Linked DNA regions of Homo sapiens: all the other regions are linked to region 4. Evidence: chromatin contacts called from ENCODE Hi-C or POLR2A ChIA-PET data. All regions are on one chromosome and are shown on one strand. Each heading gives the region's core, a stretch centred on a gene start or an enhancer-like site at or near the end of the contact. The rest is flanking DNA. Distances are from core to core; before and after follow the strand shown. Region 1 holds the start of NUP205 (nucleoporin 205). Region 2 holds the start of BPGM (bisphosphoglycerate mutase). Region 3 holds the start of WDR91 (WD repeat domain 91). Region 4 holds the start of FMC1 (formation of mitochondrial complex V assembly factor 1). Region 5 holds the start of CASP2 (caspase 2). Region 6 holds the start of MTPN (myotrophin).

The links. A loop is a pair of places that touch in the nucleus more often than their neighbours do. ChIA-PET counts read pairs that join two places held with the same protein, here RNA polymerase II (POLR2A). Pooled maps may share reads with other maps.
Region 1: a loop to region 4 is called in a map of naive thymus-derived CD4-positive, alpha-beta T cell, with 14 times the contacts of the local background. The contact joins the promoter of NUP205 here to the promoter of FMC1 in region 4. A Hi-C loop is called at or near these places in 1 of 168 maps with a recorded cell type or tissue (naive thymus-derived CD4-positive, alpha-beta T cell), 5 of 37 single-sample maps with no recorded cell type and 9 of 50 pooled maps.
Region 2: a loop to region 4 is called in a map of B cell, with 30 times the contacts of the local background. The contact joins the promoter of BPGM here to the promoter of FMC1 in region 4. A Hi-C loop is called at or near these places in 1 of 168 maps with a recorded cell type or tissue (B cell) and 8 of 50 pooled maps. POLR2A ChIA-PET finds 5 or more read pairs at or near these places in 1 of 52 experiments (OCI-LY7).
Region 3: a pooled map shows a loop between it and region 4 (12-fold over the local background). The contact joins the promoter of WDR91 here to the promoter of FMC1 in region 4. A Hi-C loop is called at or near these places in 1 of 168 maps with a recorded cell type or tissue (CD4-positive, alpha-beta memory T cell), 1 of 37 single-sample maps with no recorded cell type and 8 of 50 pooled maps.
Region 5: a loop to region 4 is called in a pooled map, with 35 times the contacts of the local background. The contact joins the promoter of CASP2 here to the promoter of FMC1 in region 4. A Hi-C loop is called at or near these places in 2 of 37 single-sample maps with no recorded cell type and 11 of 50 pooled maps. POLR2A ChIA-PET finds 5 or more read pairs at or near these places in 1 of 52 experiments (HEK293).
Region 6: a loop to region 4 is called in a map of B cell, with 12 times the contacts of the local background. The contact joins the promoter of MTPN here to the promoter of FMC1 in region 4. A Hi-C loop is called at or near these places in 2 of 168 maps with a recorded cell type or tissue (B cell and OCI-LY7), 2 of 37 single-sample maps with no recorded cell type and 12 of 50 pooled maps.

The regions. Positions count from the first base shown.
Region 1 is chr7:135,556,455-135,561,244 of GRCh38, reverse strand. NUP205 (nucleoporin 205) reads right to left here and starts at 3,328. Exons shown (of 43, transcript NM_015135.3): 1 at 3,273-3,328. The coding sequence starts at 3,300. RefSeq lists enhancers at 2,618-2,737, 2,808-2,867, 2,928-2,977, 3,358-3,487.
Region 2 is chr7:134,644,655-134,649,125 of GRCh38, reverse strand. BPGM (bisphosphoglycerate mutase) reads right to left here and starts at 2,273. Exons shown (of 3, transcript NM_001724.5): 1 at 2,189-2,273. The region is part of intron 1 of LOC124901750 (a long non-coding RNA gene); the gene reads left to right. RefSeq lists enhancers at 1,937-2,046, 2,147-2,296.
Region 3 is chr7:135,210,108-135,214,689 of GRCh38, reverse strand. WDR91 (WD repeat domain 91) reads left to right here and starts at 3,164. Exons shown (of 15, transcript NM_014149.4): 1 at 3,164-3,310. The coding sequence starts at 3,188. RefSeq lists a silencer at 2,922-3,461.
Region 4 is chr7:139,338,112-139,342,905 of GRCh38, reverse strand. It overlaps FMC1 (formation of mitochondrial complex V assembly factor 1), which reads right to left and starts at 1,569. Exons shown (of 2, transcript NM_197964.5): 1 at 1,384-1,569. The coding sequence starts at 1,521. FMC1-LUC7L2 (FMC1-LUC7L2 readthrough) reads right to left here and starts at 1,569. Exons shown (of 11, transcript NM_001244584.3): 1 at 1,384-1,569. The coding sequence starts at 1,521. It overlaps TRR-CCT4-1 (tRNA-Arg (anticodon CCT) 4-1), which reads right to left and starts at 2,206; the gene lies at 2,134-2,206. It also overlaps a transcript of LUC7L2 not described here. RefSeq lists enhancers at 1,329-1,578, 1,026-1,593, 1,849-1,918, 1,949-2,018, 2,329-2,388.
Region 5 is chr7:143,287,054-143,291,228 of GRCh38, reverse strand. CASP2 (caspase 2) reads right to left here and starts at 2,878. Exons shown (of 11, transcript NM_032982.4): 1 at 2,700-2,878. The coding sequence starts at 2,773. It overlaps TMEM139 (transmembrane protein 139), which reads right to left. Exons shown (of 3, transcript NM_001282876.2): 3 at 3,181-4,175. It also overlaps the pseudogene RN7SL535P. RefSeq lists a silencer at 2,502-3,251.
Region 6 is chr7:135,975,811-135,980,308 of GRCh38, reverse strand. It overlaps MTPN (myotrophin), which reads left to right and starts at 2,950. Exons shown (of 4, transcript NM_145808.4): 1 at 2,950-3,280. The coding sequence starts at 3,209.

The DNA of each region.
Region 1 (4,790 bases), core at 2,079-4,578, 3.8 Mb after region 4:
AGCCTCCCGAGTAGCTGGGATTACAGACACCTGCCATCATGCCAGGCTAATTTTTGTATTTTTGTAGAGACAGGGTTTCACCATGTTGGCCAGGCTGGTCTCGAACTCCTGACTTCAGGTGATCTGCCCACTTCAGCCTCCCAAAGTGCTGGGATTACAGGCATAAGCCACCACACCTGGCCAACCATAGGTCTTAGAACTCTACAATCTCTGTATTTTTTCCTTACAACTCCAAGATGTTTGATTTTTTAAAACTGTAATTTAAAGGAAGCACATAACATAGAATGCAATCTCAACAAATTTTAAGTGTACAGTTCAGCAGTGTTCAGTGTATTCACATTGTGCAACAGATCTTCACAGCTTTTTTCATCTTGCAAAACAGAAACTCTATGCCCCCTAAACAACTCCCCACTTTCCCCTTTCCCAGCCCCTGGCAACCACCATTCTACTTTCTGTTTCTATGAGTATGACTACTTCAGATACCTCATATAAGTGGAATCATGTAGTATTTGTGTCTTGTGACTGGCTTATTTCACTTAGTATGTCCTCAAGTTTCATCCACGTTGTTTTATGTGACAGGATTTCCTTCCTTTTTAAGGCTGCATAAGGATACTATATATATGCATGTATACGTTATGTTATGTATATGCATGTATATGTATTATGCATATTGCATGTATATGACACATTTCCTTTACCCACTCAACCCAACATTCATTCCTTGATGGAAAAAGAGTTCCTTCCCTAAGACGTTTAGTTTTTTAAAAAACCAGCTCCTGACTCTTGGCTTTTAAAAATGTTTCCTATGTTGCCAATTAAACACTCCTGACACAAGGCTTTATTATACAATGTACACTCTTTGCTGCTGTTGGCAACTCCTTTTCCCTCCAATGATTTGTTTAATAATTATAATAGCTTAGGGCGAGTATGTACTAAAGGAATGTATATAGGCCAGGCACAGTGGCTCACGCCTGTAATCCCAGCACTTTGGGATGCCGAGGTAGGCGGATCACCTGAGGTCAGGAGTTTGAGACCAGTCTGGCCAACATGGTGAAACCCCGTCTCTACTAAAAATACAAAAAAAATTGGCCAGGCGCAGTGGCTCACACCTGTAATCCCAGCACTTTGGGAGGCTGAAGGGAGTGAATCACGGGGTCAGGAGCTCGAGACCAGCCTGGCCAATATGGTGAAACCCCTTCTCTACTACAAATACAAAAAATTAGCTGGGTGTAGTGGCGGGCGCCTGTAATCCCAGCCCCTCGGGAGGCTGAGGCAGGGGAATCGCTTGAACCCAGGAGGCGGACGTTGCAGTGAGCCAAGATCGTGCCACTGCACTCCAGCCCGGGCAACAGAGTGAGACTCCATCTCAAAAAAAAATTAGCCAGGCTAGCCAAGCATGGTGGCGGGCGCCTGTAATCCCAGTTACTTCAGAGGCTGAGGCAGGAGAGTTGCTCCAACCCAGGAGGTGGAGGCTGCAGTGAGCCGAGATCACGCCACTGCACTCCAGCCTGGGTGGACAGGATGAGACTCCATCTCAAAAAAAGAAAAAAAAAAAAAAGGAAAATAAATGTGTATACCTTGCGTACTGGCTCACACCTGTAAACCTACCACTTTGGGAGGCCGAGGCAGAAAGATCGCTTGAGGACAGCAGTTCGAGATCAGCCTAGCCAACATGGAGAAACCCCACCTCTACTAAAAATACAAAAATTAGCCCAGCGTGGTGGCACATGCCTGTAATCCCAGCTACTCAGGAGGCTGAGGCAGGAGAATTGCTTCAACCTGGGAGGCAGAGGTTGCAGCGAGCCAGGATCGCGGATCGCATCACTGCACTCCCGCCTGGGAGACAGAGCAAGACTCCATCTCAAAAAGAAAAATTAAAAAATAAAATAAAATAGAGAAATGTATTATATACAACCACACGTTAAGCATATCTAATTGGGAAGGAAGGACCGCAATATTAAGCATGTAACTTCATTACTAACCTTCTAATATATACGTCTAATATCATAAAATGAATTAGGTTGTGCTTAAGCAGTAGCACTAAGTAGTTTAAGCACCTAAGACTGACTTAGATCATTAGATGTTTAACTCTGGGGACATTACGTAACTATTTGAAGCCTCTATTTCCAAATCTGTAAAACGGAGTATGTAACAGTAACTACTCCAAAGGTGTATAAACGGGAACTGAATGAGATAAGCACGATAATAAGTGCAATGCTGGGATATAGTATGTGTTCAGTAAACATAGCCTTCATTATAATTTATCATAGCTTTTCTGAAATGATTTGATTTACAAAACAGATTTAGACAACTTTTCAAGAATATCAGTCCTGTGGAAAATAGAACCAATACTTTAAAAAAGAGTCCTTTTAAGTGAGATTCTCACAAGCATTTACCACACAGATATACTCTTAATCTTGCCCGCGAACTTCAGAGCATCTCAATCGAGGCATTAACATTCTAGGCACCAAATTATTTTTCCGGACTGCTCTGACCATGAAGGACTTTCTGCATCCTTGCCCCGCCTACTATGCGACAGCAGTGTACCCCAGGAAATATGACAATCAAAATGCACTCACTCATTCAAACACCACTGGAGGGCGGTACGGCCCGAATTGAGAATCACCGAAAGAGGATCCACCCCAAATCTTCCAGAGTTCCTTTACTACCTTCTAGATTCAATTCCACCCCGAAAATCTACAGCTCCAAAGGTACAAGAACATCCAGGGCCTAACCACATCCGCAGGGTTAGAAGACGTCTGCTGAAGCCCCGCCACCCTCTTCCTGACCACCTTTCAGATGGCCGACTTCATAATAGGGAGTATTCGCTGCCTGCAAGATCTCCCACCCTATAAGGAACTCCGACGCCTACTTTCAGCCTCTGCTCATGGCTGGAAAATATCTCGGGTCCTCTGGCTTCACTGTGGAAGACCTGATGCGTATTCCAGCGAAATCGGGACCACAGACGCACAGTGAAACTTGGGGGTGAGGGGGACCAGACTCAGCCCTGGGCTGTGAGAGATTACACACCTGGGTCCAGCGGCCCAAGCCTCACTGCCTGGAATCTCAAACCCCAACTCGAGGGCTGGAGCCGCAGCACCGACGCGCGCCATTCAAACTGGGGAGGGGTGGGACTCTAGGCCCAGAATTAGGGAAAAGCAGGCACCGCACATAAGTGGGGTCCTAGACTCCGAGAAACCTCACGGTCTCGTCTCTCCATGAAGACCTGGTTATCGCTCAGCTCAATCGTCTTTCTGTCTGGCCACACTTACCCGAATTTACCGCCAAAGGCGTCGCCATCTTAGAGGCGCACTAACAGAGCCCTTCTGCCGCATGGAGGCCCCGGGAAAGGGTGAGGCTGACCTGAGCGAAGCCTGAACAAAAAGGCACCACACTGTCCCCTCCACGCTGGGCCGTCCCAGGCGTACAAAAGGCTCCAGAATCTGCTCTGGGTCACAAACATCAATTTTCATTGGGATTATTCCCATTCAAATAAGGCGAGGGCAACCACTTCAGAGACACGAGGTCCTCGATCCGACGTTCATCGTGTAGTGCATCCTGGGACTTGTAGTTTCTAATGATGAGTTGGTTAAGTGGAGAGGAAAAAGTAAAGTGGAATAGAAAAAGATATTCTGAGAGTAGTTATTAAAATGACGCCCATTTATGACATTATAAAAGCCGTAAATTCAAATCATTATCTCCGCTTCAAGTTAAATCTTCCTTACAGTGGGGAGTGAAGTAAGGTATGAAGTGTCTACACCTCAAAAAGCCACTGACCGGTTACAAACTAAGTTTCCGTGACATTTCAGTTTACCAAATATATTCTGTCAACATAGTTGCGTAGAGCGAAACAAATCATAATTTTTAATTATAAAATTTTCAAACGGATACAAAATTAGAATAGCAAACACTCAGCATCAATAACGTGGCCAATTTCCCACCACGGCAGCCCCAACCCACCCTTACCACCCCAACACCCTCCCCTCCCCACCCCCCGCCCCCGATTAGTTTGAAACAGATTCCAGACATATCGTTTCATAATCACCAAGTATTTTTCTACCTGAGCACCCAAAGTAGCTGAACTCTTTCTTCAGCTGTTAAATTTTAGTTTGCTGATTTTCAAACTAAAATGTAAATAATCATTGCTATTTACAGCTATGTATTAAGAAAAATTTTATAGCCATTATCTCATTTAATCCCTGCAAACCATTCTATTGGGAAAATGATATGATTATAACTATTTATGTCAGAGACGCTCCATGTGCCTTACAATCTCATTGTATTAACTCTCCATCATTCCCATTTCACTGTTGGAAATCAGAATCAAATAATTTAGACAAAAGCATAGAGTATGTTAAGAATATCCAGAACTGGCAGGGCGCAGTGGCTTATGCCTGTAATCCCAGCACTTTGGGAGGCCAAGGCAGGCGATCACTTAAGGTCAAGTGTTTGAGACCAGCCTGGCCAGGAAGGTGAAACCCCGTCTCTACTAAAAATACAAAAATTAGCCAGGCATGGCGGCACGCACCTGTAACCCCAGCTGTTCGGAAGGCTGAGGCAGGAGAATCCCTTGAACCCGGGAGGTGGAGGTTGCAGTGAGCTGAGATCATACCACTGCACTCCAGCCTAGGCAACAGAGTGAGTGAGACTCCATTTAAAAAAAAAAAGAATATCCAGAACAGAACATTTATTCTTTTGAACAAATAATATCAAGTGACACAATGTACATTAGGTTTGAAACACAAAAATCACTGGTGATTTTTTCTAAAAGTCATTGATATATAGAGACA
Region 2 (4,471 bases), core at 1,024-3,523, 4.7 Mb after region 4:
TTGAAACATAAAGGATAAATGCTTTTGGTGACAGCTACCCTATGTACTCTGATGTGATTATGCATTGCATGCCTATGTCAAAATATCTCATGTAACCCATAAATATATACACCTACTAGGTACCCACAAAAATTAAAAATTAAAAAACAAGAATATATCCTTGAAGCTGGGAACTTTTACTTGCTAATAGATGGTACAGAATTTACTGCAATGAGATTCTGCTTGTATACTAATAATTTTTACTTTAAAACAGACTTTAAATACAGAGTTTATATCTCAGATATAATTTAATGCAACATCTGCTTTCTAAAGATGCAAAAATCGAGATGGTAGGATCGCTTGAGCCCAGGAGGCAGAGGTGGAGGTTGCAGTGAGCAGAGATTGCGCCACTGCCCTCCAGCCTGGGCAACAGAGCGAGACCCTGTCTCAAAAAAAAAATGCAAAAATTAAGAGTCACAGTTGAAATGATTTGTTTAAGATCACACAAATAGTAACAGTTTCAGGACTAAAGCCAATGTTCTTGATTTCTAACTCAGAGCTCCTTCCACTATGACACTGTTTGAATTATGCTTCTCTGAAGTCCACCACCAACTGGGGAGCATCTGCGGTGTATGAGGTGCTACTGGAATACAAAGATGGCTAAGAAAGAGCTATTCCCTGGACTCACGGGAGGCAGTTCAAAAAAAAAGAAGGCCGGGCGCGGTAGCTCACACCTGTAATCCCAGCACTTTGGGAGGCCGAGGCAGGCAGATCACCTGAGGTCAGGAATTCGAGACCAGCCTGGCCAACATGGTGAAATCCTGTCTCTACTAAAAACACAAAATTAGCTGGGCGTGGGGGCGCATGCCTGTAATCCCAGCTACTCGGGAGGCTGAGGCAGGAGAATCGATTGAATCCAGGAGGCGGAGGTTGCGGTGAGCCAATATCGCGCCATTGCACTCCAGCCTGGGCAACAGAAGCGAAACTCCGTCTGAAAACAAAACAAAAAAAAAACCAAAACAAAAGAAAGAAAGAAAGAAAAAAGACAAGGCCAGGCACGGTGGCTCACGCCTGTAATCCCAGCACTTTGGGAGGCCGAGGCAGGCAGATCACCTGAGGTCAGGAGTTCAAGACCACCCTGGCCAACATGGTGAAACCCCGTCTCTACTAAAAATACAAAAATCAGCCAGGCGTGGTGGCCTATGCTTGTAATCCCAGCTACTTGGGAGGCTGAGGCAGGAGAATCACTTGAACCCGGTAGGCGGAGGTTGCAGTGAACCGAGATCGAGCCACTGCAGTCGCTCCAGCCTGGGCGACAGAGCGAGACTCCGTTTCAAAAAAAATAAAAAATAAAAGACAAATTGACATGAGTTCTGCTTTCACTATTAAAAAACCTTTAGTACCTACAGGTGAAACTTAGCTTTTGATTTTTCCCCTTCTTGGAAAGAGTCTGCATTTAGTCAGCTAACATTCTAGTACCACTCACAAGCTAAAGATCTTCCGTAATTTGCAAGGGAGGCAGTAGGGGGATGAGAGTTATAAGTTAGCTAACAACCAACTATTCTTTAAAGCTTAACTGTGAACTTAACTGCAATTATGCATTTCATTGACCTTCTCTAGTGTAATACCAGCTCGTCCCTTAGAAAAGAGGAAAATACACTTACGTTTTTATTTCTAGTGGTTCTAAGAACTTGTGATTTGGCTCCAGATTCCTACATGAAAACACTGCATATATTCACCTCCTTCTCTTTTCACCGCATTCGAGTTTTTCTGTCTACTACACAAAATGATAGATAGGGCCAGGTCTGCCAGAACCCTAAATACAGCGGCATCGCCCTGCTTCCTTCCAGGGGATCTTACTATTGGAAGGGCTCTGCTACACAGTACCTCAGACATCCAGAAGAGAGTTTATCTTCCCTCCAACTTCTATATATTCTTGCCATAAGGACAGCACTACCAAAGCGGGCTCCTCCTCTCAGTTGACAGAACGGTGACTGCCTGCGAGGCTCATTCTGAGATAGGGACAAGGGAAAGGGACCGGGGCGATAAGTGAGGGTCCCAGCTTGAGGGCTGGAGTGGGCACCAGACTCCCACCAACGACTAAACCGGGGGAAGTAAAGAAACTGGCCTTCCCCGCACCCAAAAATAAAACATCACATCACTAAAAAATGTAAACGTTCGCAACATTTTCTAAAACAAAGCCACTCACCTGCAAAGGGGCCACCAGCAGCAGCAGCAGCAGCAGCAGCCGCTCCTCCGAGCCGCCAAAGAGCCAGCGCCTCCTAGGACTCATCACTGCCGCCGGCATCGACGCTCTTTTCTAGCCCCTGAACCAGACGTGGGCAGGTCCTAGGGCTCTGCCTATTGGAAAGTCGAACTGTCACTCATCCACGGTCCCGGCCTACTCCCGGAACAGGAGAGGTCTCTTCCGTTTACCAAATCCCAGGAGTAAGAAGTGGGGCTCTGATTGGTTTACTCTAGAGACGAGCACATACCTGAACCAGTAAGGAGTTGGCTTCGACGCCAGCGGGCAGGCTTGGGCCTAGGGAAGTAGAAAAACACACCCTAGAGCGTCGCTGGTGCAAAACCTCGGGTGCGGGGAGCATCTTAGCTGTTTGAGGTTCTAGAAAGCGTTTAACGTCTTAAAAGAAACACCTGCGGGTGAAGACAGGTGTCAGCGGACTCTTGGAAGAGAGGAGGTGATGTTTCTTTTACTTATGGGAAATTTAGGGATTGAAACCTGAAGACGAAGCCGAGGTATCCTCCCAGAAGAAGCTCCTTTCGCACAAATTACTCGTGGTTGAAAGTCTTAAGTCGTGATTAAAACAAATGCCTTTAAAGTGCCCAATTTATAGGCAGTAACGCAACCTTACTTTCTCTTACCGCTTTTATAGGGATTCCCCTAGGCAGTTTGCTGACAGTATTTTAGGTGGGGAAGAAAAGTGATTAATGGAATGCCCTAAAAGCTTATTGCACAGAGGAAGGGAGGCTAGAGTGGAATGAGAGAATGACAAATTTGGAGGCGACAATAACTGAACAAGAGAAATCTATGAAAACACCGGAAACCTGGCACGAGGCCTTAAAAGCTTCTAAGCAGGCTTGAACTACCACACGAGGTTTTGAAGCATATGTGTCAGAACTCTTGGGTGGGCGGGAAAGATAAGGAATGTTATGGGAGATTCCCTTCTTAGAAGCTATCCTAAGTAGTGTTTCGTGTCCTCCTGTGAGTTTTTCCTGTTTCATCCTCCTAACAAATGCATTAGGTTTGTGACACGCAAGCAAGTCCTCAGAATAAATTATACATACAGTTGAAAAGATAATCTTTCCACATTTGAAATTCTGTGACACACTCTTTATTGAACTCATTAAGACCTAATCGTAGCCAGTTCTGTATCTCATTTATCCATGTTAGAGCATGACAGTTCCTCCTGGGATATCAACAGAACTTTACTTCCGGGACGGCACTAATCCGAGGCTTGACAGGTCCCAGCAGGTGATAGGTCTCACCTAGTGATAGTTAGAATTTAACTTGCACAAGATTAACTAGAGTTCAGGCCAGAACAGCTGGAAGGGGCAGCTTCCAAATCTTATACATTTGCCCTCTTGCTTTTTTCTCAATATCAGTTGAGGACAAAGTAAGGAGAAAGCTTTTCTTCTACAGTGTAATAAAGCTCCTATTCAGAGTGCCCACCATCCATACTCCGGAGGCTAATGACAGTCATTACCAAGTGACAGTCTTGTGGCATTTGGCATTTAGGGCTACTTAGTCTGGACTTAAGGGCGCCTACTCATTGGATTTAAGTTTACTGTTGTTATGGACACCCATGGAATGCTAGCTTGTCACATAAAACCTTAATATCAAACATCACTTGCCTTTTAGAATCATTCGCAAGAGTATGTGGCTTATGAATGAGTCATTTTGATATAAGATGGAAGCTTATATCAGTGATTCTGTCTAGAAGGAATTAAAAAGCAGATTTTCATCAGGAGCAAGCATGTTTGTAAGACAAATGTGCACAGAGGCTAACAGAATTTCAGGAGTTACTTTTGCCCTATGGCAAGATTGTTCTCCATACTTAATTATGTTACAGTATCATATCCTGAACCCTGTGTCCTGGTCTATTCGATGAGCTGTCTCTCTTATGAATTTTTAAATAACGAGGTCGTGGTTCACAAAGATGATCATAAATCCATTTAAGGCAAAGATGAACTCCAAAGAATATTAGACTTGTACAAACTTAGTACTTGACAGGGCTTTGGAAATTAAACTCTAGCTCCTTGTTGTACAGATAAAGAAACTGAAGCTTAAGTGATGTGCTCAGAATTACTTGGTTGGGGACAAATCCTGGGCTAGGACCCAAGGTTGCTAATTCATATAATTCTGGGAAGATGCTTCCTCTTCCTGCTGCCTTCTCCTCCTCACCCCAAAAGCAATGTATTTTTTAAATTAAGATTAATTTTAGGATTCACTTCCATTGAAGACCAGTCATGA
Region 3 (4,582 bases), core at 1,915-4,414, 4.1 Mb after region 4:
GAAAGATTAACATATACATAGGCTGCCTCCTACAACAAGCATGAGGGCTACCAATAGGAAACCTGTGAATTACTGGATGGATCATTGTGGGCCATTTCCAGTTTTCAGAGGTGCTCATGACTTTTTAAGGAACTGACTACAGTAAGAAAAGATTTATCTACCAAAGGCTATGGCGATGGATGCTCTCTACTGAGCATGTAACTTGGCACTATCTATGAACCAGACAGTGGGCATCCAGCAGACAATGAATCTGCTAGTGTCTTGATTTTGGACTTTCCACCCTCCAGAACTATGAGAAATAAGTTTCTGTTGCTTATAAGCCACCCAGTTTATGGCATTTCTAAAAAAAAAAAAAATTGCAGCCCCAAAGGACTAAGACAGTGACATTTGAGCAAATGCGTGAAGGAGGAAAGGCAGCTATCCCTGTGGGTATCTTGGAGAAGACATTCCTGTAGAACAAACGGCTTGTACTTAAGCTCTGAGGAGCTGCCTTTCATTGATCAGAAAACTAATCTTAGCTGGTTTTACAGGCTCTGGTCTGGGAAGTGTCAGGGCAGATGGAGGTGGGGGAGGTGAGAACTATGGTTGCAGACTTCAGGTGCCCTTAGGGAAATCTACTTCACAACTTTCCTGTAGGTGGAAGCTTTGGTGGTTGCAACTTGTCCAAATTTTCCAAGTTCACTTTGATGATCTGAGATCTCAAAGTAGGAGTTGGTCTCCCAGTAGTCACAGTGGTGACTCTCCTTTCCTGCCCTTGAGGCAAGTTTAGCTGCCTGGAGGGTACACTTGTGGAGACAGGTAGGGCAAACAAAGAGGGCAGAACAAGGTCTGTCTCGTCCTGCTGTGGCTTGCCCTGTGCTATCTTTTTGGCTTTCTCTAGTGTAGATCAGAGCCCTTTTGGAGCTGAATTTCCATAGAGTAGGAGTGGAGGGTCTGAGCAGAGGGGCAGCAATGATTCTGAGTTGTATTTTGACAAACACGAAAAGTCATACCATTCGAGGGAAGGAGAAGGGAACACTCCATGCATTTTACCAATAGGCCATTCACTGTGCTAAGCGTTTTACATACACTGTCTTATTAAATCTTCATTACTACTGTGCAAGGTGGGTGTTATTGTCACCATTTTTTTTTTTTTGAGACGGAGTCTCGCTCTGTCGACCAGGCTGGAGTGAAGTGGCGCGATCTCGGCTCACTGCAAGCTCCGCCTCCCGGGCTTACGCCATTCTCCTGCCTCAGCCCCCCCGAGTAGCTGGGACTACAGGCGCCCGCCACCACGCCCGGCTAATTTTTTGTATTTTTAGTAGAGACGGGATTTCACCGTGTTAGCCAGGATGGTCTCGATCTCCTGACCTTGTGATCCGCCTGCCTCCGCCTCCCAAAGTGCTGGGATTACAGGCGTGAGCCACCGCGCCCGGCCTATTGTCACCATTCTGCAGAAGCAAGTCTCAAAGATATTGGCTATTTTCCTACTTACAAAAATACGTGCACCTTGTAAAAACTTCAACAATAAAAAGAAAGTAAAAAACAAGAAGTCCTTCATAGTCTCACCTCTCAGATAAAACCACTCCAATTGTCACTTGGTATCTGCAGGGGGTTGGTTTTAGGACCCTCCCTAGAAGACCAAAATCCATGGATGCCCTGATGTAAAAAGGCCTAGTATTTGCATCTAACCTATACACTTCCTCCTGTATACTTTAAATAATCTCTACATTGCTTATAATACTGAATACATTGTACATGTTATGTAAATTGTTGTTATGCTATATTTAATTTGTGTTTTTAAAAATTGTATTCTTTTTTAAACTGAGACGGTGTCCTGCTCTGTCACCCAGGCTGGAGTGCAGTGGTACAATCACAGCTCACTGCAGCCTCGACCTCCTGGGCTCAAGTGATCCTCCTGCCTCAGCCTCCCAAGTAGCTGGGACCACAGGCAGCACCACCACGCCCGGCTAATTTTTTTTTTTTTTTTTTTTTGAGACAGAGTTTCGCTCTTGTTGCCCAGGCTGGTATGCAATGGCGCGATTTCGGCTCACTGCAACCTCCACCTTCTGGGTTCAAGCGATTCTCCTGCTTCAGCCTCCCGAGTAGCTGGGATTACAGGCATGCGCCACAACGCCCGGCTAATCTTGTATTTTTAGTAGAGACGGGGTTTCTCCATGTTGGTCAGGCTGGTCTCAAACTCCCGACCTCAGGTGATCCGCCCACCTCGGCCTCCCAAAGTGCTGGGATTGCAGGCGTGAGCCACTGCGCTCCGCATTTTTTTTTTTTTTTTTTTTTTGTGGAGATGTGGTTTCGTCATGTTGTCCAGGCTGGTCTCCAACTCCTGGGGCCAAGAGATCCGCCTACCCTGGCCTCCCAAAATGTTAGGATTACAAGTGTGAGCCACTGCGCCCGGCTATTTTTTATTTTTAAAACTTTGGAAAAAATATTTTCAATCCTCGTTGGTTGAATCCGTGAATGCGGAACCCGAGGATGCAGAGACCCGACTGCATAGGAACTTGGTGTATAATCTTCCTGAATTTAAAAAATGTACACACATACATACCTAATTTTTTTTTCACAAGAAACCAGGACTATAGCGTACATACACTGCTATGAAATTTGCCTATCCTAGCAGTGCATCTTGGTTATCTTGCTGTGTAGCCAATTCGTCTTACTAATGAAAGCAGAGATTTGGGGGAGTTAGCGCTCTCTGAGGACACGCGTGTTGTGGCTTCACGCAGGTCACTCTGCTCTTAGGGCTCCAGCTTCCTCCGTGTAGGAGGAGGGCAGGGGACCGGGAGCTCTGCGATGTAACGCCAACCAACAGGGCGCCGCACCCCCTGCCCGCCTCGGGACTACCTGGGATGTTCTTAAGATCCAGTCTTGTTTGACGTGGGTGGCAGCCGCCACTTTCAGTAATTCAGACAAAGCCGCCGCCGGCGCCGCCAGGACCTCCCCTCGCCACTCCTCGGGAGGGGTAAGGGTGACTCGAGCGGCCAGGCGGGCTGGGGCTGGCTCAGGGGCGGGGCCTCGGGCGGGGAGCCGGCCGAGGGGCGGGGCCTCAGGCTGGTCGCCCAGTGCGTGCGGGCTGGTAGGCCTGTCGCGGCGTGACGTGCTCGGCGCCCGCGTCCGGCCCCGCCCCATTTCTCCCAGGCCCCGCCCCTCCGTCCCTCACCGCACCACCCCTAAAGACGCTAGCGCTGCGATGGCGGAGGCCGTGGAGCGCACTGACGAGCTGGTCCGGGAGTACCTGCTCTTCCGCGGGTTCACGCACACACTGCGGCAGCTGGACGCCGAGATCAAGGCGGACAAGGAGAAGGGGTTCCGGGTGAGAGGCCGGCGGGAGCGGCGCGGGCAGAGGCGGCCCGAGGGAGCCGGGGAGCGGGCTTCCCCCCAGCACTGCCTCCGGGGCGAGAGCGGCGCTGTCACTCGCGCCGGGGCGCCGGAGACCTCAGCGCGTCCGACCCCAGCTTGACGGATGAGGAACTGAGACCCTCAGACGGACAGGACCTGCCTGAAGCCGCCCCCCGAGTCAGGAGCATCGCCGAGGCTGGAGCCCCGATGCCCCGGCTCCTGGTCTAGGGTTCTGTCTCCACTCCAGCCTCCTTGGCCAGGATGGCGATGAGGTTTTAGGAGCCGAGGTTAGGTAGATGGTTGCGTTTTGGCAACAGATATTCGTGTTGGCTTCCAGTGGCAGTGGAAGCAAAGAAGTCTGCAGTCCAAAACGTTAGCTGCGTTCAAGTATCTGCGGTGTTTGTTTAAAATGGCCTCGTCAGGGACTCATCGGCAATTTTGCTTCTGCAGTTGTGGAAGACCTCATGGCACATTAGAGAAACCCAAACTTCCCCTGCTCTAAAATGATTTTCCATTGCGAGGTTCTTGGAATGTATATGTGTGTGATTTGTATGTTTGTGTGTACTGACTTCAATGAGAGGCAGTGAGCTAACAGCAAGAGCACTGGAGGGGAGTTAGGAGATCTGGTTTCCTGCCTGGCCAAAGTTAGTGGCTACTTAGTGGCAAAAGCAAATCATTTCACCCCTCTGGGCTTCAGTGGCCTGATCTATAAACTAGGGGCATTGGATTGGTATTGATATCCAAACCCTTTTCCAGATTCTGTACTCTGCTGTAATTGCTCCTCACAAGAAGGTGACTTCCTTGGCTGACACTCTGAGCAGCTACCACGGCTTCGTGGAACTTTGATGACTTGAAGGAGTCAGTCCATGCACCTCCTCATGATCCTTGGGATCTGGGAATTGTGGAGATTGTCTCATAGCTCTTCTTCACCCCACCCCCTTTTTTAAAAATGTGAGGTAACTGAAACTACAGTTAAGCAACACTGCCATTTTTTTTTCTTTTTTGACAGAAAGTCTCACTCTGTCGCTTAGGCTGGAGTGCAGTGGCACGATCTCAGCTCACTGCAACCTCTGCCTTCTGGGTTCAAGCGATTCTCCTGCCTCAGCCTCCCGAGTAGCTGGGATTACAGGCGCGTGCCACCACGTCCAGCTAATTTTTGTATTTTTAGTAGAGTCGGGGTTTCACCATGTTGGCAAGGCTGGTCTCGAACTCCTGACCTCAGGTGATCCATCCACCTCAGCCTCCC
Region 4 (4,794 bases), core at 320-2,819:
CTATGCTCAAGTGCATTCCAGAGTGGTATTTCCAGAATGTACCATGAATTTCAGAACCATTACCAAGTCTCTCTCAAGGGTAATAATGTTATCCCCATAAGGTACAACTATAATCATGTCACCTCCTTAAAAATCTTAGAATGGGGCCAGGTTTGATAGTTCACGCCTGTAATTACAACACTTTGGGAGGCCGAGGCAGGCGGATCACCTGAGGTCAGGAGTTCAAGACCAGCCTGACCAACATGGAGAAACCCCGTCTCCACTAAAAATACAAAATTAGCCGGGCGTGGTGTCGCATGTCGCCTGCCTGTACTACTCGGGAGGCTGAGGCAGGAGAATCGCTTGAACCTGGGAGGTGATCACAATCTTAGAATGGCTTCCCATTACACTTACAATAAAGTTTAAGTTCCTGTTCGGCCTACCACTTCATCTACCTCCACTTCACCCACCACACCTTAGGGCTAAACCACTCTCAACTGGCAATTTTTCTCCCCTTGGGCTTTCAATTGTGTAGCTTTTAAACCTGGACCCTAACCCCAATTTACTTGCTAACTCCAAATTAGCCTTCAGGTCCCTGATTAATTTCCTCCGGAAAACCTTCCCTAACTACCCCTTCTTTATACCCCAGCCCCTGTTGTCTACACCTTGAGCACTTATTTATCCTCAGTACTTTACTGTATGGCTCCTTAGGTGGGCAGCAAGTGTCTTAAGGACAGGACACATGTGCATCTGATTCTTCCTGTTTAGACCAGGTTCCTAGCACAGACCCTAACGTTGCCACCTTTTAAAAACTAGGTGAATTTGAGTTCTAAGATTTTACATTCTGACGTCCGTGGCTCAGAAATTCGACAGTTGATCGTTCTCCCTTTCCCCACATTGCTCAAGGGCAGCAAGTTTCCTTCCCTAAAGCCCAGTTGTTCTTTTCCGCCTCAAAAAGAAATGCTTCTTAGAATAACTTTTCTAGGGGACGGGTGAGGAAATTGTTGGCCAGATGCTGTGGCTTTAAGTCTAGCAACAGTACACCCTTCAACTCCATCTTCATTGTTTTATCCCCAGCATTGAATCCTCCATTCCACTTTCCTGACTGCCCTCCGCAGAGGCAACAGACCAGCCAATGAAATCCTTCGGGACGGGTCCGCCCCTCTGCAGGACAGGCTGACGTCCCCAGAGCGACTCTGCGCCCCCCCCCGCTGGTCCTTTGGTCCCCGAGTTTATGCCAGAGCATGGAGCCTAGGGCCTGGGTTGGTTTGGTCAGAACCAGGGCTCCGTGGGAGGGTTGGCCTCAGAAATGCAGGAATTAAACACCGTGCTCCCCACCCTAGCCCAGACCCGGCTCTTCCTCCCTCCCCAGCACGTAGAGCACCCGGGACATGGCTCCCGTACCCGATGTGCACGGAAAGCCTTCACAAGGTACCGATAGGCCGCGGTGTCGCGATAGGGTCGGCCGGTGGCCGCGCTCAGGTAGCGCAACTCCCGCAGAAGTCCTCGAAAAGTGTGCGACGGGGACCCTAAGGCCGCCATTGTCCTGTCCTTCTCCGAGCGTGGTGCCCAACGGCGTCCTACGACCCTGAAAACCCCTCCTCCGGCCCAGGCGCCTAATGGTACGGTCGGACAGACTACCGACTCCCCCTATCGACTGACGAGCAGTGGAACCGCTCACTTGTCCGTTGACCGAACCTTATTAATCGAAGGCCCAGGGGCGCCGTAACAAAATCAAACGAAACCCGACTGTTAACTGAAGGTACCAGGACCTCTAACCCAGAACAAGGGTTTGGGGAAACAGGGGCTTTTCTTCACTGCGTCATTGAAGATGCCCGTTAGCCGACCAACCGCTGAGTCTCAGGAGAAGCGGGCCCGGCGGGGGGTGTGGGTGTGGATTTGATATGGAACACGCTGAGAAGACATTTTTAAATGATTTATAAAAGGGATATCAAAATTCAACGTATTGACGTCTCCCCAAATCCCAGGGGACCTGCGGCTCAGACAAAGGACATGGGTGTGTGCAGATTCTCGAAAATTGCAGCCCACCAGCTAGTAAAAACACACACACACTTCCCATTTAAAAAAAAAAAAAGTAAAGTTGGCATATTTCGCTTTGTTTAGAAAGGGGAAAAAAGGACAAAAGTCACAGGCCACCCCAGATGGGACTCGAACCCACAATCCCTGGCTTAGGAGGCCAATGCCTTATCCATTAGGCCACTGGGGCTTCTGCAAACGACGCGCTCACACAACATATTCAACTATTTTCCTCTTTGGTACGTCATCGTCACTTCATTTTCGCCTTACCCTATCCCACGAAACCACACCTAGCGCCCACGTGAGGGGTGACGTATGCTGGGAGTTGTAGTTAGAGAACAAAAGTCCACATCACCGCGCCAAAGGCTTTACCCTCGAAACTGCACCGATGCTCCGGACGTTGAACGGGCGCGCGCACGCTTCTGCGTACGCGCTTGCCTGCGCAATAGTCTCCGCGCCTGCGCCGTAGTCCCCGCGCCTGCGCAAAAGCGGGCATGCGCCGTCGCGGAGCACAGCGCGCTGGGCAAATTGGCCGGATCTTCGAGACTCGCCCTCTGAACGTCAGCTCTGGTGGGTTTTTACCGGAAGCAGCCGGACCTTTTCCGGTGTTGCGAATTTCCAGGAGGAGCTTTGCTCCAGCGGCCGTTAGATGGCGCCTGCCGCGGTCAATTTCTGCTTCCGGTTGAAGCGTTGAGGCCATTTCCGCAGGCCGGGCGTGGTGGCGCACGCCTGTAATACCAGTACTTTGGGAGGCCGAGGCGGGCGGATCATCTTAGGTCGGGGGTTTGAAACCAGCCTGACCAACACAGAGAAACCCTGTCTCTACTAAAAATACAGAATTAGCCGGGCGTGGTGGCGCATGCCTGTAATCCCAGCTACTCCGGAGGCTGAGGCAGGAGAATTGCTTGAACCCTGGAGTCGGAGGTTGTAGTGAGCCGAGATCGCGCCATTGCTCTCTAGCCTGGGCAACAGGAGCGAAACTCCATCTCAAAAAAAAAAAGAAACATGTGCCGTGTCCTTTGAATTGGTGCGTCAGCGATAAACATGGGACAGCGGGGAAGTAATAGTACATTGATTAGGAATTAATTTTAAAAATTAGCAGTTCATTTTTTGGTTCTGTTCCTAATTGTATAACGAACAAATCACTTCGGAGTCCCAGTAAACTTACCCTTATAGTATCACAGGGGCTTCCCATTGTCCCTAAGATAAAGCTCAGACGACATAAATTGATCCTCGCTTGTACCTTAATCTTCATCTCTCACTTTTCGCTTATCACCCTCTGCTCCAGGTATCTCCACTTTCATTGTCTCTTCCCCACCACACACCTTACCTGATATTCCCTCTGCCTGAAACTTAACCATTTGTATTAATATGCCTCTTTACCCTTTGGGCTTCAGCTTACTCCAGAAGTCTAGGTTAGACGCTTCTCCAGGCCCTTGAAGTCAATACGGCAAGGTGAAAATTATTCATTTCACCTCCTCTGGTCCCCTGTTGCTCCCTTTATTTACTCATCGTAAATAACTCTTAATGTAGGTACATGGCCACTACTCCATACTGTAGTTGTCAGTCTCTTCCATCAGACTGGGAAATTGTTCAGCTCCGAAAGCCCTGTGCCTAACAGAAAAGCCTGTTTCTTCACCAGGCTTATTCCTTGGTAGCATAGTCATAACAGCTTAGTCTGAAGCTCCTAAAGGGATTGGCACTGTCTGGCCCCAGTGGCTAGGAGACATAAGCTACTGAGCAGGAATGACAAACAAATGGAACATCAATTGTTCATTAATGAGTAAAGCTGGCTTGGTTGGAAACCTGGTGAACTGGACAGCAACTAGCCCACCTGTCCAGGGGGCAGCCATTACTCACCTCCACTGATTGTTGCCATTTTAGGAAAGCAAATCCTTTAAAAACCTTTTTTTTTTTCAGGAAACTCTGGAAATCTGTTTTAATGCTATAGATTTCCTTCTAAATATTGGCCACTAATGAATACTTTAAAAGTACTGCATGCCAAACAGCCCACAGACTTCTAGTCTGTAAAGAAAGAAGAAAAAAAGGGCGATAGGATTTGAAGTTAAGAAAAGGTAAAAAACATGTGGCGTGCCTAGTTCGTGGGAAAAAAAGCTGGTTTGATGATCCTGCCTTTTTATTTTTTCTTTTTAGAAAAATTTTTACAACTATATTGTCTTTTTAAGTTTTTAAATGATTTTTTTCTTTCCTATCATCTCCTTAGCCTGATACCCTGCCTTATCTTTAGGAAAAAAATGCTCCTGATAATAAATACAAAATATAATAAACTCATTTGTATTAACATGTGAGATTCTGTTCAAAACCCAGCCTCATTATAGGTCACTCTTCAGCACCCTCAGCTGATTACCACACTGGCTAAATTAAGGAACTTACACATCTTAAACAGCCTTCTCAAGATTACCATTTTAAATGTTCCCCACTCTTGGCCGGGTGCTGTGGCTCACGCCTGTAATCCCAGCACTTTGGGAGGCTCAAGGGGGGGCGGATCACTTGAGGCCAGGAGTTCAAGACCAGCCTGGCCAACGTGGCAAAAACACATTCTCCACTAAAAATACAAAAATTAGCTGGGTGTGGCGGTGCGTGCTTGTAGTCCCAGCTACTCTGGAAGCTGAGGCAGGAGAATTGCTTGAACCCAGGAGGCAGAGGTTGCACTCCAGCCTAGGTGACACAGCGAGTGCGAGCCTGTCTAAAAAAAAAAGTTCCCCACTCGTACGTATTTCCAGATACTGAGGGTTTTCGGATACTACTTTTTGGCTA
Region 5 (4,175 bases), core at 1,629-4,128, 3.9 Mb before region 4:
CTTCTCTGATAGACCAATTTTAATAAAGAGAATTATTTCAGAAAACATCTCACATTATCTAAGCTGGTGAAAGTGATGTAAGTTTATAATGATCTTAGATGAGGGTTAAAACACTATGGTAAAAACTCAAGCCAATGGCTTTAACAGAAAATAAATGAGGCAGACACTAACTCTCTTTCACTAGTGATATAAACATATAATTACATGTTTTTTAAAACTTTTAAGTTCCAGTGACAAAATGGCGAATCCTGTTAAGATGTGGATAAGCAGAAAGTATGACAGAAAGTCACAGTGGATAGGTATTTATCTATTTACTTTAAAAGAGTCTCACTGTGCCACCCAGGCTGGAGTGCAGTGGCTATTCACAGGTATGATCCCATTACAGAGCAGCACAGGAGTTTTGACTTGCTCCATTTTTGACCTGGGCGGGTTCACCCTTCCTTAGGCAACCTGGTGGACCCTGACTCCCAGGACATCACCACACTGATGCTGAACTTAATGTGGACACGTGACTGGCATAGCACACTATAGCCCAGAACTCCTGGACTCAAGCGATCCACCTGCCTCAGCCTCCCAAGTAGTTGGGACTACAGGCATGTGCTGTCACCTCCAGCTAATTTTGCTACAGGCTTGCAAAGAGATCAGCTTCTGCTTATAAACTAAAATAATCCTATTGCCAATATGTCATCTACATGCCTAGTTTACATAAATCCAGAGTTCTCTAGCCTGCCCCGTCACATTTTCCACATATGTAACAGCAGGAAGGGTGGCACCTGATAGCAGTGAAAATACAATAACTTCCATTTATAACTTAAAAACCTACTCTAAAATGCATTCTGATTTCTAAGGTGTTAAAACATGAGGGGAGGCCGGGCACGGTGGCTCATGCCTGTAATCCCTGCACTTTGGGAGGCTAAGGTGGGCAGATCACCTGAGGTCAGGAGTTCAAGACCAGCCTGGCCAACATGGTGAAACCCTGTCTCTACTAAAAATACAAAAAATTAGCCGAGTGTGGTGCTGCATGCCTGTAGTCCTAGCTACTCGGGAGGCTGAGACAGGAGAATCGCTTGAACCTTGGAGATGGAGGTTGCAGTGAGCTGAGATCATTCCACTGCACTCCAGCCTGGGTGACACAGCAAAGACTCCGTCCAAAAAAAAAAAAAAAAAAAAAAAGGGAGGGAAAAAATGTGTATCTTAGAGTCAGTGAAATACCACACATCTATGGAATGGATGCACTTGGCTTGCAGATGCTATTGGGTGAGAGATTTATAGTTAGAAGAGGGAAGAGCTGGGTCCTGGAAGAACTGGGAGAACTAAGATAGCAGGTGGGATCCTAAAACAGATGAAGTGGGTTGGAAGCAGCCAATGAATCTGAGGTTTGGAAAAATGAGTCTGAAACTCCATTTTTTCTTCTTTTTACTGTAATATTTCCATTACCCAAGACTTTCAGGAAAAACTGGCTACAAGAAAAAGAGCTATACAAATAAAAAAACCTATTTAAGAATGAATCACTTTCGAATACGTCAAAGCAGTAATAACGATCACATATAACACTGCAGCTGGGATACTAACCAGTGGTGCAGCAGATTTCTTCCATTAGTTTACCAGTAGTATTCGCTCCTTAAATCGTTCTCTTCCTCTGGTTTCCATGACAGCATTCTTTGGGAGTCTTCTCTCTGCCTACCCAGTTCCTGTTTTCTTTAGAGGGCCTTTGGCCTGCCCTTAATATTGATATTCCATTAGGGACGCCCCTTCAAAGAGCCTTTCCCTAGACAATCTCACCCATACTTGCAACTTACTGACTTATAGTTCTTAACTCTCTCGAGTTCCAGACTTGAATTTTCAATCAACTCTTTAGTTTTAATCTGAAGCATCACCCCCTCTGCACACCCGCTCCTTCCTCTACTCTGTAGTATGAGAGTCTTAAACGTGAACATTATAAAAGTTTCCAATCATTTAGAATTTCAGGACACAACTGGAAGGGGAGGAGGGGCGAAGGGCACCACGGAGTTCCTACGTCTTAATTCTGTGTCCTTCTGCAGGTTCCCTTTGCGAAGACCTTAATCTTCAGTCTCGAGCAGGAGGCATTACAATGTTCTCCTGGGTGATGACTGCCATGAAATGGAATGACCGGGGCAGAGGCATGGACACTCGGAGCCACAGGAACCCCCTTGTTCTGCCAAAAGTACTCAATTTCCAAACCCTGTATTGACTTCTTTGAAAATCTGGTCATTCTATGCAAAGCCATGCAGATCATGATACAATCGATACAAATCAAATGCACATCAGGCAGAGCACCGAGGTCTGCAGAAGGTCTCGTCGATTTTTAAGGAGACAGAGTATGGTCTTTTTATAGTTTCCCTCATAAGGGAGCCAGAGGAAAGGATGAAGAATCTTCAAGAGAACCCAAGAGCGGGCAGGACTGCAAAGACCTCCCCTTTAGAACCCTCGTGGGTTGAACAAAGGGAGGCTGGGGCAGTCTTTTCCCACGAGAGACAAGGCCAAGAGGTCCGCCCGCGGGCCCTTGCGCGGAGTCAGGCTCGGAGCGGCTCGGGCGGGCGTCCCACCCTTGGCAGGAAGCGCGGACACGGCTGCTTTCCGGGGCTCCGAGGGGAGGGGGCTGCAGGGCCGCACGCCTGGGGGCCACGCTCCCCTTCCCTGGGCTCCCCTAAGGAGCCCTAAGACCGTTCCCTACTTACCTGCGTCCCCTGTCAGCGGCCATCAGCTCCTTGTGCTGGAAGGTGGACCAAGACCCCGCGCTCGGCGCCGCCATTTCCCGCTTTTCCCGGGCTCTCCGCTGCGCACCGCCCACAGCCCAAACAAACCGGGGGCCGTCGCTTCCCCCACATCCCTCCCCTCAGACGCGGACGCACACTGCGCCTGCGCCTGCGCCCTGCCGCGCCCACACACCAGGCCACCCAGTCCCCGGCCCGGTGCGTGCGCAGGCGCAGAGCTCTAGCGGCGGCCGCGCGGTCCAATGGGGTGAAGTGGGGTGCTCGGCGGACAGACAAAAGGAGGGGAAGGAGCGGGGCGGGGCAAAGGGCGGGGAAAGAGCGAGGGCGGGCGGGTGTGCTCCGTTCGGCCTGGGAATCCGATTGGTTATCGATTCCCGCGGAAATCACCCCGGTGCCTCTCGCGCCCCCTGGCCGGCCTATGGCGATAACTTCACGGAGACGGGCGTGGCTGGAGTTTTGCTTTATTGAAGTTGAACGGTTGGGGCCAGGCTGCGAAGGAGACTGAGAGCGCGACAAGGCCCTGGACAGATGCCCGCGCGGGGAAGGAAGGCTGGCTTAGGAGGGGGCGTCAGCTATGGTTTAGCAGCTTCCAGCGACCGAAACCTACATCACAGCCGCAGCACACAATTCCAGGAAACCTGGTGCTCAATATTGGGATCTCAGGAATCAGGACCGGCGGCTGGGGTGAAAGCCTAGCGGTCAGAGCTTAGGAGTGAGGCAGAAGCTGTTAGAGACTCTTCGCAAGTGACCCCGGGGCTACATATGGATGATTCAAGAGGGAGTCTCCTCGCCAGAAAGTTCACATGTTTCACTCCTTCTGGCCTTCATACCAACCCATTGTTAAAACTGGAAGTCCCTCCACCTGGGGTCACTGACTCCACTGTTTTCAGATAGGATGGGGACCCTGCACTGGAGACTGCTCTCTAGCCCCTGGGCAGGAGAGGCACAGACACTGCTACGCACGCGGAGCAGGGATCACCAGCGCTTTGACTGACTTTGCTCGTCCAGGAGGCTGGGGACATGCGTGCCCATGCTCAGCCCACCCCCTCTGTAGACACAATTGGTCGCCCATTCTGTTTATAGGAAGTCTTCCATCCTGCACCAGCAGCTGTCCCTAGACAGGGATTGGGAGACATGCAAGTTGCTTGGCTTCCTATTACCTTGTGTTGAAAACACAATAGGCTTTGGGATCAGGAGTTCATTCCAGTTATTTTAATGTTATTTACTAGCAGTGTGCCCTCGTGCACATTATCAAACTCCTCTGACTCTTGGAATCCTCATTTTTCAATAATAACTCACAAAGCTGTCAAGCCTAAGGGTTCTAACAGCTCGAACAGCACCTGGAACAGAAGCAATAGCCGCCACTCAGAGGTTACTTCTTCCTTCTCCGCCTTCTCTGGATCACCTCCCTACCTCATCCTCAATCTAACGCTGGAAATA
Region 6 (4,498 bases), core at 1,701-4,200, 3.4 Mb after region 4:
TCAATGGCTGAAAACAATACAAGTTAAATTCATATTCATCCTATATATCCATTATAGGACAGTGAGGGAGCTCTGCTCATTGTAGTTACACAGGAACCCAGACTGACTGTGTAGCCACTATCTTGCATGTTGCTAGTTGCTGTAGTAGAAGGAAAGAGTTCTGAAGGGTCTTACAATGACAAGCCTGGAAGTGACTCATTTCACGTCTGCTCATAACTAATAGGCCAAAATTAGTTACATGATATTATTCAACTACAAGCCAGGAAGAGCAGTTCTCTCTTGTGCCCAGAATGGCAGACAAAGGAATTATTTGTTTAACACCATGAATACTTACCAAAATAGGTAAACAAAAAAGATAATTAAAATACTTGTGACATGTGCTGTAAATGGGGGAAAAGCTGGGCCCTGTAAGTAATTGAAGGACCTATTTAAAGTGGGTGGTCTGGGAGGTCTCTCTGAAGGTTTGCATTGAAACCTCAAAAGTCAGATGGAGTGAACAAGACTTAGATGAAGAACATTCCAGAGAAGAAACAAGAAGCATAAAGGCCTTAGGGTGGAATGAGCTTGGTTTAGCTTGAAACTGACAGAAGACAAGATATTTCAAAATCAAAGAAACAATGGGGGTGGCAAGGGACTGTCATGAGATAGGAGATACTATCACCTACCATCAGCAGTCAGTGCACAGAAGGCCCTGAAGGCCATATCAAGTAGTTAGGATTTTAACCTACCTGCAATAGGAAGCCTTTGAAAGGCCTTAGGACAACAAGTGCATGTTTAAGTTTTAAAAGAGTAACTCCCAAAGTGGGGAATTATCTAGAAAAGGATGAGTGAAAATAGGACACCAACAGGGAGGCTATCATAGCACATAGCATCATAGCAGTGTAGACAGAGATGACAGTGACAGGGATGGGGGATATGTGAGGGTGCAGGGAGTAGTAATAGTGAAGATGGCAAGAAATGAACAAATTTAAGACATATTTTGAAATATTTACTGATGGATTGAATAAGAGAAAAGTTGAGAATGGGAAGAGTGATTATGACTCCCATGTTTCTGGTTTTAGTGATAGGGTGGTTGGCAGCGCCATTTACAGAGATATGTGGGGGACAACTAGGTTTAACATCTACAGGAGACCAGATCCTATTCTGGACATGTTAAGTTTGAGAAATCCAAATGAGTAAGAAGTTAAATATAAGAATAGATCACATAGGAAAAGTCTAGTTAAAGATTTTTTTTTTAGATGATCTTGCTCTGTCACCCAGGCTGGAATGCAGTGGTGCCATCATAGCTTACTGTGGCCTCAAACTCCAGGGCTCAAGTAATCCTCCTGCCTCAGCTTCCCAAGTAGCTGGGAAGGCAGAAGTCCGCCACTGTACCCAACTAATTTTTTTAATCTTTGTGTTTTGTAGAGATGGTGTCTCATTTTGTTGCCCTGGCTGGTCTCCAACTCCTGGCTTCAAGCGATCTTCCAGCCTTGTCCTCCCAAGGTGCTAGGATTACAGGCATGAGCCACTGCACCCGGCCAAAGATATAAATCAAGAGCTCTCAGCATGATGTAACTCAGAAATCACACAGGTGGGAGTGTGTTGGAGAAGAGATGGAGATTCTAGGACTTGCCTAACAAATTCCCCCTTGAGATTTGTTTCCAGAAATCGTATCACTATTGGGTATGTGGATTTGTATTTCTAATTATCAGGGAGTAAAATTAACAAATGACAATCTAGGTAGATGTTAATATTTGGAGGGATTTCTTCTGATTTGAAACCCATTTGCTATTCTACTCTAAATGATAGCAAAAAAAAAAAAAATACATTTCCAAACACTATTGACATCCCCATTTTACACAAGTGGAAAACTGAAGCAGAAGGGGGTTCAGTAACTTGCCCAAGAAGACACAAAATTAGCAAGAAGTGGGACCTGTATCGCAAACTAAACAATTTGGCTCCAGAGTCTGTTTGGAACCCCTACACTGTACGGCAATGGTGGTAAAGTAGCTTAGTTAATGTGTTTAGTGGGTTACAAATAATAGATTATATATATGAGTTTTATATATAGTAATAGTTATATATGTATATATATTATACGTATATTTCTAGCTCCAATAAGAGCTTTTATTGGATCTATGTTCATGTGCGCATGCCTGGATCATTAGGGTTGTGAGGAACAATTCAAGTGGTAGCTATGCACTATGGCATTACAACTAAACCCTAGGAAGAACAGAACTGACTTCACCAGAACAGTCCTGAAGTTTCAAACCATTAAAAACAAACAGTAAATTTAAAAAACGCAAATTGTACTAGACAGTTTGGTTTGCTCCACTTTACGGCATCAAACTGAATGCCTGGACGTCATTTGCTGGTCAGGAAGATGAGTTAATTTTTTTTTTCCTGCCACACACTTAAGTTTTTTGCTCCAGGGAACATTATACATAGTGTTAACACACTCAATTTACATTGTAGTTTTAGTGTTGAAGATTTCCTGGAGGGCAGGAATAGCGTTATTCCATCGTTTTTAGCCCAGTCAGACTGGATGACGGAGAGAGGGAGGGGTGAAAAGGAGGGAGGGAAGGGGAAAAGGCAAGGAAGAAGGAATTCAAATTAAACACTCTTCCTATACATTTTTAGAAGCTGAGCAAGATGCCCTCCAAGATTATGTTTTTTAAAAAGTAAAGTTTTTCCCATTAATGGTGGTGCAGAAGCGTCCTAATCCCATCGAAAGTACTCTCACTCTTCCTCCATTCGCTGTCTTGACCTCCCCCGGGCCTCCTTCATTCTGCCTCCCAGTCCCGCCCACTTGTCGCCGGCTCCTACCCTCCACTCTAGCCTTCCCGGCAGCCTGTACATTGCGCATGCGCACTAGTGGCGTTCGCGCCGCGGACCCAGAGAGAGGCGTTCCGCGGAGGAGAAGAGGAAGAGGAAGTTGGGGGAGGGTCCTAGCGGGGAGTGAACCGGAAGTGTAAAGGTTCCTGCCTCTCCTCGGCCAGGCGGAACCTCTCTGCTGGGCCCGGTGGCCGCAAAAGAACTTTCTTTCTCCCGCCCGAACGGTCGCCGCGGCCAACTGCCTCGCCCGCCTGGCAGCCTAACCCTCCTTCTCTTCTTCTCCTCTCCGGCTTCGCGCGGCCCTGCCTCCCTCTCGCCCGGCGGCATCCGCTTGCTGCTGCCACCGCCTCCTCATCTTCTGCCCGGCCAACCGGCCTGCCCCGCTGCAGTGATGTGCGACAAGGAGTTCATGTGGGCCCTGAAAAACGGAGACTTGGATGAGGTGAAAGACTATGTGGCCAAGGTAAGCGGGGATGAGAAGAGTAGGCGAGAACACGGAGGTGGGCTGGAGATGAGGCTGAGGAAGCTGATGGGAGCTGGACTGCGGGGATGGGGGTGGGCGGGAGGAGAGACTTCCTGGGTGGAGGCGGCACCAAGGAGAGAGGGGCGTCTAGGGAGGAGCTAAACTGAAAGAAGGGTCCAGGTAACTTGGTAGCGTTCTGTGTCAGGTAACTGCTGCGTTAATACAGTTAGGCGCTACCTGACTTCCTGGCCTCTTGGGGGAGGGGAGGAGTGGTGTCTGGCTCATCCAGAGTTTCTTCTGCGCACTGATCATTTGAGTTTGGCCCTCTTCTACACCAAAGTTACTTAAACCTTTCTTTGAATGAGGTAATTCTCCATCTTGGACTTACCCATTACTAAATGAAGTAACCTAAGTAATTAGGATCAGAGGAACATGTTTTTTAACTCTCGGCCTGGTGTGAAGTTGAAGAATTCATTGACCGTGAAAAGAGTACCGAAAATAGAAATAGTTAAAATTCTGAAACTGAGTATCACTTCACTGTGGTGTCTTAACTTTGGGTGTGGCCTTTTTCCTTTCCCCCACCACAACAAATACATATTTGCTTCAAGTGGTAAGGTTGTCAACTGGCATCTGGGAATGTTTAAGGTATCTGAATAGTTTTTAAACAAGCATGTTAACTTCAGTTATTCCATTCTTCTCCCTGATTTCACCTGAAATGCTTACATGTGTAGTAAATAGCAATGCAGTTTAGTGGCAGTGTATTTGGGGGGTAAAATCATGATGAAGAAAGACAAACTCAAACCTCAGCCCCAAATATAAAACTGAATCGACATTGTGGCAGAGTGGGAAACTTAAAATTCCAAGCTAGCCTGTCTTTCCATCCTGAAACTGTGCCTTTGTAATTATGAGAGAACTTAACATGTGATTTTAATTTAGTGATAATCTAAAATGAATCTTCCAAAACAAGTATAATTTTATGACAACCACGGATGGCATCTTGCTCACCTTCTAAAAGTGTGAGAACCCAGTCTAGATTTTAACTCTTCAAAGAATAGGACCTGACCTGGGTTTTTGCTTCAGAGGCTGTGTTAGGAAGCAAGTAAGCGAAGCAGTTTCTTAAAACTTACAGGATTGTGCAAGGCAAACTGCTGAAGGTTTTTACTTTATTTAATGCCATTACAATTTAGACTTTTTGGATGCTGCTTACCTGCTTAGTTT